Regions from separate parts of the Mus musculus genome. Here region 2 is linked to region 1. The links are chromatin contacts, found by Hi-C in ENCODE. All regions are on one chromosome and are shown on one strand. The core of a region is the stretch at or near the end of the contact, and the rest is flanking DNA. Distances in the headings are between cores, read along the strand shown. Region 1 has its middle 13 kb from the start of Gm36213. Region 2 overlaps Egln3 (egl-9 family hypoxia-inducible factor 3).

The links. Hi-C counts contacts between places; a loop is a spot of excess contacts on that map.
Region 2: a loop to region 1 is called in a map of T-helper 17 cell, with 1.9 times the contacts of the local background. The contact joins two enhancer-like sites. A Hi-C loop is called at or near these places in 2 of 37 maps with a recorded cell type or tissue (T-helper 17 cell and gastrocnemius).

Annotation. Positions count from the first base shown.
Region 1 is chr12:54,489,238-54,495,135 of GRCm38, reverse strand. No RefSeq gene overlaps it. Among named protein-coding and RNA genes, the nearest start is that of Gm36213, 13 kb to the right of the region's middle. Within about 2 kb of position 2,204, at least 1 of the 3 ENCODE cell types and tissues checked has a DNase peak (open chromatin) inside an H3K27ac peak, as active enhancers do.
Region 2 is chr12:54,185,650-54,191,076 of GRCm38, reverse strand. Egln3 (egl-9 family hypoxia-inducible factor 3) reads left to right here. Exons shown (of 5, transcript NM_028133.2): 2 at 5,417-5,427. Among named protein-coding and RNA genes, the nearest start is that of Gm40424, 11 kb to the right of the region's middle. Within about 2 kb of position 3,721, at least 1 of the 3 ENCODE cell types and tissues checked has a DNase peak (open chromatin) inside an H3K27ac peak, as active enhancers do.

The DNA of each region.
Region 1 (5,898 bases), core at 955-3,454:
GCATAGAAGTGCAGCATAAGTGAGTACATTATTGTGTTTGAAGATTACAGAATGGGAAGAAATCATCTGCCTTCAACAGAATATAAATATAGGAACAAGGAATGTAAGCACACTTCTAACATGATGGTGGAGGAAGCTGGACCTCAATGTAAATGTTTGGAGCTGAAGTATAAGCAGGGCAGAGGAGACAGCATCCAGAGCAAGGGAGTCTGTTATCCTTCACCCTCGGGCTGCATCTCTCTTGCTGTTCTGCTCCTAATGGATCCCCGAGCACCTAGAGACAGGAGGCCAAATGTGACTTGGTGATCACCTTCTTCCTGTGTCCTCCAACCTTCCCAGTTCACCTCAAATTTCCGTGACAACTCCCTGTCACCAATAGTTTATGTAAGAAGGCAGGGTACTGGATATTCTGGCACTTATGGGAATCGCTGTCTTCTTAGGAGCACCAAGCTCCTCTGACTGATTCCCCAAATCTGATGGGATCATCGACATCCGTTTCCCGTTGTTCTTGGTTCTGTTCCGCATGAGCCTCACGACGCTGGAGCTGCGAGAGGGGTTGAAAATCTGTTCAAGTCTGAGTGTGGCAAGGATGGCTAGCTGGCCACTAAACGCGTGCGGTCTAAACGCTTGCGGTCTTTCTTCCGTGTCCCAAACAAGAGCGTTTCCCAGAACCCCTTGCGTCTTAGTGTGATCTGAAAATGAATCATCGCTGATGAGATGTGAGCAAATGTGATGTGGGCTGTGTCTGTTTGCTAATTTACCCTCAGGTCCACGTCCTTGTCCCCTCCCTGCCCTGCTCATTTGTGTTGGGATGGCCCTGCTGGGTTGGACAGAGGAACTGGTGGGGGATGAGAGGGAGGGAGGAAAGTATAGGATATATTTTATATTTTAGGCCCTATATTTTGACTTCAGGTAATACCTCTGTGGTCTCAGATAAAGTATTCCAAGTTCCTATGACTCTAACCTGTAACTATACATTTATCTAGAAAGACTATTTTAAGCACTTATCAGTTATGCATGTCATGAAAACAAAGCGGGTAGGGTCCCTCACTACTAGGATCCTCTGAGAGGTGTTGCAGCAGGAGTCTTGAGGTGATGGTAAGGCTAGAAAGGAATATGGAGAAGGCCTTCCTATGTGCAGGACTGAATGAGCTGCCTCCTAACCTTCCTAACCACACGCCCACCATCCCTCCTGCTCAGGAAACCGCTCTTTTCTTTTCACAGTCACAGTCCGTACAGCCCCGTCACTTAAAGCGTGTGATTAGTGGTGTTCAGCGCACTCACAGGGTGAACAACCATCCATCACCACAGTCGATTTTAGAGCCTTCCAACCACGCCACCATTACCTCACCCCACCATTCCATACACTATGTTTATAAAAATAAATTCTTTGTTTCCGTCCTGAAGGGAGAACACGAACCTGCATTGAAAACAAAGGGGTCACGCAGCCTACAGCCCACTGTGGTGCCTGCCTTTTTTCACTTAGCGAGATGCTCTTCAGTTTCTTTGGCATCATAGTGTGTGTCAACGCTCCATTCTCTTTCTGAGGAATGAGGAAGAGGCTATTCCAGGGTACAATCCAGTCATCACACCATAGATCTTTGTCCCCACGGTCTAGCTTTCGTGAATCATTTGGCTCTAATATCTACGCATACATTTTTATTTAGATGGAGATTTTTGTTTCCCTTGGGCGTGTACCCAGGAATGTCTGACTTGTCCAGGGCTGCTTATAAAGTCCCTGGGGTTGTAATGAGAGGACAACTTGTTTCCACTTTACCTCTAGGAGCTTGGCTTCTAATGTGTGCACACTTTTATTTTTTTATATATTTTTTAACCTATGAACTTGTACTCAGCAGCCCCAGTCCTGTGTGTTTGCTTTGGCTTGTGTCAGTGTAATGCCTTCCTGTTTTATGTTGTTACCACAGGCCTTCCTCATTCCTCCCGTTTCCATTTTGCTCACTGTAGGTTATTTTTCTTCCTTTGAGGCCTGGATTTTGATTTTGGTGGGAATCTTACTGGTTATAGAAATAACAAAAGGAATTTCCCAATTTCTATCACGTCACCGATTGGGGGTGGGGGAGGGGGCTGCGAGAGGGCAGAGGAGGCAGGAGGAAAGAGCGCAAATCCCTGGAAGCCAGAGGAGGCTCAGGCTGGTCTCCACAGTGCCTCTGCCTTGGGCTGCTCTCCTGGCCTCCACCCAGTTCGCCCTGGCTCTTTACACAGTACGTGCTCCTCAGCACTTTCCTGAAACACCTGCTCATGGCGATTGCCAAGGGCCCAGGAGCTGTTGGAGACTCTATATCCTGTTTGGGAACGGTTTCAAATGAAACCAGTGACTCTTCCCTGCATCAAGACGGGTGTTTTTAAGGGTGAAGGAGGAGGAGGAGATCGACCAGGACTTGTGCTTCAGACAAGTGGTGCAGTGCACTGCACAGCAACCTTACTCTGCCCCGCAGCCCTCCCCCCCTTCCCCTTCCCTGTCTGCAGGTTCTCAGGGGCTGGAGGATAGCCCCAAGCTGTGTGGAAGATCCAGGGGATCTGGGTAAAGATGCTTCCAGGGCGTCTTCTCCCACCTTGATCCTGTGTCAATTTTTCTTCTCTGTGTTTTTCATTCAATTAACATTTCCTGAGAAACCTGTGCCTAGCACAGCTGCAGCCCCTGGGACACAGGTCTGTTCTCTGAGTTCCTGGAATGTACAGCCTTTAATTTCCTTTTTCCTTCCACGTTCTTCTCTAGTCTCCATTTATTCATTTCTTGTTTTCCTGTTCTTTCCTATGCTCGTGTGTTAAAGGGACACATTTAAGAATGGGTTTCCACATCAGTGTCTCATCGTCTGCATTTCCACAGAAAGAGTTCAGAGCTGGGAGGCTTGGCACAGCCCAGGGGTTGGCAACCTGGGAACGCATTGGCCTCATCTCCTGAGGATGGTGAAGCTGGATTCAAAGTCTACATCAAGAAATTTGGTAACTGCCAGATGAGGTAGTGGACATCTGTTATCTGAGCACAGCTATTCTCAACCTTTACTACAGTTCCTCATGTTGTGGTGACCCCCAATCATAAAAGTATCTTGTTGCTACTTCTTAACTACACATTTGCTACTGTTATGAATCGCAGTGTAAATATCTGAGATGCAGGACTTTGAGATGCAGCCCTCAAAAAGGTCATGAGCCACAGGTTGAGAAACATTGTGCTAGCATTAAGGGGGAAGAAGCAGGCAGAACTCTTTAAGTTCCAGGACCACCAGGGTTAGACAGTGAGACTCATTAATAAAATATCCCATACCCACGTACCAACCACCCCCCCCCAAAAAAAAAGCAGCAGCCCAGATCCTCATCTAACTTACAGTCTGGTGGCCATGCTGAGAAACTAGGCTCCAGTGTGTTTGTGTGTGTGTGTGTGTGTGTGTGTGTATTTGTGTGTGCGCACGCACACGCAGTTGCATGCACATACCTGTACAGGACTATTCTCCTAGCCAAACAGCTGTCATCTAAGGGGTTCAGCTGTTCCTACTTGCAAAAGATTGTCCCCGCTGCTGGGATCGTGGATGGTTTACAACCCCTCATAAAGGGGTGGGAAGGGTGCTGCTCAGCCTGTGATGGTCATCTGAATACCTAGCTGCTTCCAGTCACCCACTGTTTGCAGCCCTTCTCCAAGAGCACTTGGCCTCAAGGAGGGGCTGGTGTCTCTAGGCTGGGAAAGGCTAGGGAAGGGGAAATGTGCTTAAGTTAGCACCCCATTGTGCTCCATAAGCTAGCTCAGTAACTGAGTTGGTTTGTCCTTTGAGACCTTAGGAGGCAGGGTAGATGCTGCCTATGTCTCCTCTTGGGATGGGATGTTAGAAACGAGTGTGTAAGGCATGTCTGGAGGGCTGGGATGGCACAGAGCAGCATGGACTGAAGGATTCATAGGCCTTGTTGAACCATTTGGCTCATCTGGAGATAGTTCCCAAAGAAGCTCCTGATTCATGTGGAATGCTTGCTCTACACTCCGCCAGGGCTGTGGCTCTGCACTCCTTCATATGCTCATGCGGTTGGCGTGACTGAACTTTGGGGCCTCCCTCTGACCTGACTGATCCTAGACTTTACTCCTTCACAGTCAGATGCAAGCCAGGTCTTCTTCATTTGCCCTTCTCACCTCTCTTCTGGGGAGATGGTCCGGTTGTTTCTTTAACGTCCCTGGCTTTGTGGTCAGCAGTTTGACTACTAAGGAACAATTTCAGATGATTTGGGGCACAGGACTCATGGAATTTACAGAAAAGCCACACTGGGAGGCCTAGGAAATGCAGAAGCTGGAACAGTCCCAAGGAGCATAGCAGACAACATTTGTGGACCTTTACGAAGGGGGTCCCATCATTTGCATGGCTCAGCTTTTGTACCTCTTGATATAAATAGTCAAGAGAAAGGTATGTGAATTCCTTGTGCTTTAAAATCCACCCTGGTCTATTTAATGGTGGGTGAAGACTAGCCTTCCATGAAAGAACTTGGTGGTAGGGACCTAGGGCAGCTTTGGTGCAGGCTGCTGCTGGCAGGAGGCTTGCAGCAATGTGTTGATTTCTCTTCCCAAGCAGGAGAGAGAGTTAATTTAATACTTAAATTACAGGGACAAACCCCTGGCTCTGCCCAAACACTCTGCTCACCCTCCTGGGTCTGAGTGTCCTCCAACGTTGCTTCCTTGTTCCCTGTTATCAAACAGGTCTCATGGAAGGCACTGACCTGTGATTTTTGTGTTGTAAAAAAGCCAGGGTGTTTGATGCTCACATTTATCCGCTAGGGGAAAACACACACACACACACACACACACACACACACACACACACACACACACATTAAATGAGACTAATGGACTCTCGGGCACATGCACATTCCATTGCAACCGGCCCTGGGCCAGGCCACGCTGATTTTTCAGGTCGCAGATCTCCACGCAGCTGAGGTAGAGCCAAAAGGTCTGTCAGCTGCTGAACTTCCTCCCTCCAGGCTCCTTCCCTATCGAAATGCTTTCGAAAAGACTGTGTCTCCAGAGTTAAAATCCTAACGTGAAGCCAAAATCCAAGCCGATGACACTATTTAAAATGAGAGTTATCAAGTCACAGGTCCAGAGGGAAGGCCTCTTTGACCTAACGCTGAGCAATTTCTTATAGCCTTGCAGTCCATTTGAATCCCGGAGAGCTGAGTTTTCATTAAGCCTACTACTTACTGGAAGTGAGTGTCCCGCATCCGTCTGCTCTGGGTCCTAGGTCTTACCAGCAGCAGGCTCTAGGTGGAGCTACAATGCAACTTTAGTCACCTCAAAGTCCGCAGAAAAACTTAAGGAAATCACAGTGCTCAAAGACACTATATAGTAACACCATTTATGAAAAGGGGTACAACAATCACCACGTGGAGGCTTCTGTACGGGAGGCAGGCTAGGAGTGGGTGGGGTTGGTGACCACCGTTTTCAGTGACAAGTGGAAAGGCTTGTGGTGGCAAGGAATATGTAACTATTGGTGGTTTGTCAAGTCTTAATCCAAGAATCACTGTTCTCTTACCTCATGGGCGGAGAGAGGGCAGGCAGAGAGAATGGAAAGCCCGAGAAACAGAAAAAACAAGAGAAACACGAATTTAAAATATATATAATTGTAATTGTTTTATCTTGAAGGAGAATTTGGTCTAAGGCACACAAAATTCCTCTGGGTTCATACTTGAACCACGGAATTAAAGAGTGATGATCATTCAGGGTAGAGGGTCTTGATTAAAGGCTCTTGTTCATGAGTGGCCAGTGAATAAAAAGGAGCTAAGAGACACATCAGATATCTTTGCTTAGGGGGAACATAGGCTAATAGTTGTTTGTGTTAGGTTTATGTTTCTCAAGACGAATTTTGATGACTTTGGGGCTATATGGAAAGTCCTAATCTGAACCTT
Region 2 (5,427 bases), core at 2,472-4,971, 310 kb after region 1:
GCTGCTCACCAAACCACACTCTCTTTTCTCCCTTCTTTCGGTCACCTTGGTCTCTAGCCAGAGGCACTGGAAAGGAGGAAATGGGAGGGCTTCATGGGACACATTGATGGGGATAACAAGCAAGATGCTAAGATAACCAATGACACTTTGAGCCCTTGCCTACCTTTGTTCTCTAAGAGCTCGAGTTGCCTACAGCTCCTTTCTCTAACCCCGTAAGTGGTTGAAATAAATTTGTAAAAATTCTAAAGCTGGGCAATGAGATGGCTCACCTTGTAGAGGCACTTGACCACCTGAGTTTAGTCCTCTGGCCTCTGAATGTGTGTACACATGCTTACACACACACACACACATACACACCACACACACCATAATAATAATAAGAAGAAAAGTTTTAAGAAGCCGCTAAAAAAATTTCTAAAACATTTTGAGTAGGGTTTCGCCCTCACATCCAGACCTTCCTTTTTTTGTTCAATTTCGTATGCTGGCTCAGCTGATGGCTACTGTGAACTTTGTGCTGGTGACATTTTCCTAAGTTTAGAAAAGGCTTTGCATGACTGTTGCCATCTTATTAAGAGGCCTTCACATTAGTTTGTGTGTGTGTGTGCGCACGCGTGCGCGCACACACATGCATGCTCGTGAGCACATGCAAATGTATATGAGCACATTCATGCCATCGTGTGCAGGGCTGAGGTCAGAGGACAACAAATGGCATTTGATCTCTTCATTCTCCTTGTGGCTCCCAAGGATAGAGTTTGGGTAGCCTGGCTTGGTGGCAGGCATATTTCCCAGAGTCAACCACTGCTCTTCAGCCATTAATGTTGTAGGAACCTAATCTTGGGGTCCTTAAAGGACTGAGGCTGAAGGCTGAGGGCTGAAGCTGCAGTTCCAGTCAGCACCCCAAGGCTCTCTGCATTTAGTTTGTAAAGGATATTTGGAGTCCTTTTGCTCTTTGTCAAAGCCAAATACAGACTGTAACTTGACATGCCAGCTTCGGTTGTCTTTAAGTTTAAAAACACATTCAAGAGCTGGGCGTGGTGGCGCAGGCCTTTAATCCCAGCACTCCGGAGGCAGAGGCAGGTGGATTTCTGAGTTCGAGGCCAACCTGGTCTACAGAGTGAGTTCCAGGACAGCCAGGGCTACACAGAGAAACCCTGTCTCGAAAAACAAAAACAAAAAGAAAAAAAAAACAAAAACAAAAACAAAAAAAACCCACCACATTCAAGAACAAACCTTGCAAAGACTGCAACTCGGCTACTTTGTCAGTTCCCTCTGGTCTTTGTGGTCTAACCGTTGCAGAGAGCATTTGGATATCCTGGTAACCCTGTACATAGATCCTGGTAACCCTGTACATAGACTGCTGTACTCACTAGATTTATGCTATGCACAGAAGGTGTTTCTTCCTCTCTCCTCCTCCTCTCCCTCCTCCTTTCCCCTCCTTCCTCCTCCTCCCCATCTCAGGCAGGGCCATAGAGATGATACTCAGTGTGTAGTGCTCAGAGTGTGTAGTGCTCTAGCAGAGGACCTGCGTTTGATTCCTAGCACCCAGGTCAAGCTGCTCACAGTGGCTTGTACCTCCCGTTTCAGGGGGATCTGATACCTCCTGGCCTCCACCAGCACCAGTCCTTTCCTACCCATGGAGACATAATTAAGCAATAATATTAAATCCCCCCCCCAAAAGGAGAATTAAAAAACACTCTTGAAAAGCTGTTGCTAATATTTGTTTAGTAAGTAAGAGGTCCAATTTGTCAGTAGACCAAAATTTAAAGGCTGTTCAGCCAGATATCTTTACAGTTCTACTGCTCATGGTTTGGCTTTTCGTTGTATCTCCTTTTGACTGCATCTCCTTTTGTTAGACAGGCTACTCTAAAATGTGTGATGCTCCTGCTTCAGCCACCTCAGGAACTGAGTAACAGCTGTGAGATACTGTTTCAGGCTTAAACAATATCTGTATATCAATTGTTAATTGTTATAAATAAAATGATCAGTTTTAAAAAGTTTTTTGCTCAGTAAAAATTTGCATAACATGCAACTTTGCATTTGTAAAGATCAAGTTATACCAAGAAATATGATTCCAAAGTCCTGAGCAATGTGTAATGTGATATATATATACTCATTTTAATGAAAATGCATGGTATGGCTTCTTTCTTTTTGAGCGGCTAGGAGCCAGACCTATGCTGTGGCACATGTTAGGTGTGACTCTACTGCTTGCCTCCACCCCCTCCTCCACCCCCATCTGCAGTTTGATCTGTAGAGAAGTACTAAGTGTGAATGATCATTGTTGCTGAGTGAACAGTTGAAGCTGTGCATACTGGTTTTAAAACTGTCTCCTTACTCTAGCTGTGGCTGGTTGCTTTGGAACATCCAGTTGAGGCCTTGGAGTGTCCACCCTGGGCTTGATCTCTGAACACAGTAATTCTCCCACAGCCCCTCACAGATGCATGGTTTTCTTTTCTCCTGGTGGCCTTTTGTAAAGTAGATTTTATACTTGGATTCTGCTTTAGTTCTTCTATATGTGTGCACTTCTTCTTGCCTGAACGTGACCATGGAGGTGTCTTGAAGCACATATCTCTGGTGTTGAGCCAGCTCGGGAACACCTGGTTCATTCCTCTCATTTCCTGTTGCTACAGAGCTGTGGAGAGGCCTCTGGGGATGGGGGGTTTGTGCCGGGGCCAGTGCCGGGGCCAGTGCCGGGGCCGGTGACACGTCAGAGAATGTGCAGAATCAGAAGACACGCTGATTCATCTGCAAGCCCAGGCCTAGAACCAGGGGTACAGTGACCATGCTACCACAGGGACACTGATGTGCTATTAAACTGCTGTAGATTTCAAGTATTGGTCAAGTCAGGAAGTTTTTACCAATAAAAAACCCCTATAGTAAGATACCTTCCTCGTTCCCATAAAACAATGAAGTGTTGCAACATTTCCCTCGGACCTGCACTCTGGCTCCTTTTACAGACTTGATGAGGTTTAGATAACAGATCTGATAAGCCCATCAGTTTCCGGAGTCTGTTACTGCCCCGTGCACAAATTGGCATGGGTCTGATGACTCAACACTGAGGTTTGCCCATCAGTGCATCCTTAGCTTCACAGTTTGAGATCCTGGCAGTTGGGAATGTGTCTGAGCCAAAACCCATCTCCTATGGCACTCAGCCAGAAACCTCAGTGGTACAATTGGTCAGTAAGGTTGCGGCGGGACCTTTGAGCGGCCCGTGGTTTCCTCCCATTGTTTAAACGTGGTGCACATGGCTTCTGGAGTCAGAGAGAGGGTGACTTGCACTCTGGCCAGAAAAAAAGATTTTTTTTCCCCTTCCCTTCACAACGTGTATGCTCACAATTAGAGAGGTGTCTTAGTGGTAAGTCCACAAGGAACTGTGCCGGCACATTCTCTCTTTTATACCTGCAGCAGTTAGTGGAGGGTGTGTTTGTGGGAACAGTCTGTATTTCCTGCCTGTATTTTAATTCAAGCTGAGTTCTAAAGCCCATTTGTGCTTCTTAATGTGCTGCAAGACACTGCTCTCTCCACACACGGTACACTGAGCTCCGATCGAGTCTTCTCTCTCTTTGGACGTTGGAGGACTGTGTCAATTACTTGTCTCGTTGCTGTAACAAAACACCCGAAACACCGGACAAAAGCAACTGAAGGAAGGAAGGATTTATTTTGGCTCAAGTCCCAAGGCACAGTGCATTGTGGCAGGAAGTCGTGGTGCAAGCTCAAAGCAGCTGGTCAGGGTGATTCCACAGTCAGGAAGCAGAGGGAAAAGGATGCTGGTGGCCAGCTAGCTCGTTTTCTCCCTTTTTAGTTAGGACAGGTCTTTCCACCTCAATTAACCCAATCTACAAAATCTATCTCGGACAAGCCCAGAGATCTGTCTCCAAGGTGATCCTACATCCTGTCAAATCGGCAATCGATATAAACTGCACAGCCCGTCCTCCTCATCATGTGAAATAGCCTGGGACCACAGACAGTTGCAGACGAGGTAGATGGCAGGCATCCAGACCACTGACCTTTTCTGGGAGCAGAGCTGTTTGGGAATATAAAGCTAAAGCACTGACTGACAGCAGGGGAGACTGGGATGGTGGGGGAAATCATGGAGTAATGGTGCTAAGTGACTTTCATTGTTGGCCCTTACACTTCTGGCCACTGCTTCCAGGAATAGGTAATTCCCTATGTTGTAGGCAACTTCATTTGTCTCTTCCTCTCCAGCCACACCAGCAATCACCCTTTTTCAAGACACCATCTATTTGATAATGCCATAATTTGTCAAATCCTTATTACAGTCACTTCAAAATCCAACTTTCGGGGAGACAGACGTTCAGGCTAACAGAGCAACTTCAGCTCTACACGTGACAGCATAGTGGCTCTTTCTGAGGTGGGCTGAGGGATTGCTAGCTGCGACAAATAAAAGGTGTAGATATCCTCTGATTTAAACTTCAGGTTCATTGCAAAGCCAGGCCACTACTCATCCTCTAGCACGAAGTGTGTGTGAGGCCCAGCTCTGTTTTCAGGCTCTGTTGGGAATCACTGATCTGTCAGTGGCTTAGTTTGGGACTGGTCTGGACTAGTCTTTTTACTCGTGAAGTAACCTTGCTATTTATCAAGGAATATTACAACTCAGACCCCCTAAGTATGTCTGAAAGTATGCTTTCACGGCAGAAGAAAGCTATTAATTTGGTTTCAACAAAGAACCATCTACAAGTTCATTGGTATCATATATGTACTTTTTTTTCTCCTTCAAAGAGATCTCCCTGTATTGTGTGTGCTGACTCTTATTGAGTGTTAAGGTCTAGCTTCCCACCGACCCTTCTCTCTTCTTGCCTTTTATTAAGTCTGACCTTTACCACCTTTAGGATCAGACATGGTTTTGTAAGAAAACAAGCGTGATTCCACAGCTCAGGGCCACTGCTAACCAAGCACGGTCTCTGAGCCCCACACCAAAGACTCTTTCTCTTTCTGCACGCTCTCTTCCTTCCTTCCTCTTAGAGAGGGTCTCTCCCTTTGTAGGCCAGGTTGGCCTCGTGCATGCTGCTCCAGCTTCCAAGTACAGGCATTTACATGTATGTGCCCACTGTGCCTGCCTCTTGTATCTCTGGATTCTGACCTCGTAGGGCTCAGATGCGAACCTGGATCCTGCTTTTCCAAAAAGGGATATTAAAGAAAGGCAAGCATCTTGTTGAGGATGTAGATGGGTTTCTTTAGAAAGTTCTCAATGTTCTAGAAGGTGGGACTATTACCGGATCACTTATCCTGCACTGAGGCCTAAGACAGGGTCTGCCTGTTACACTTTCATACCAAAGATTACCTTATATTAGTTTTATGTTCTGATCGTAACCCAAATTTATGTATTTTATGTGTCTGCTGTAGGAGGAGACTATCTAAGCTTTTCTTTTAAAACAGCATCTTTGGGATGTCTCTACAGGCAATGGTGGC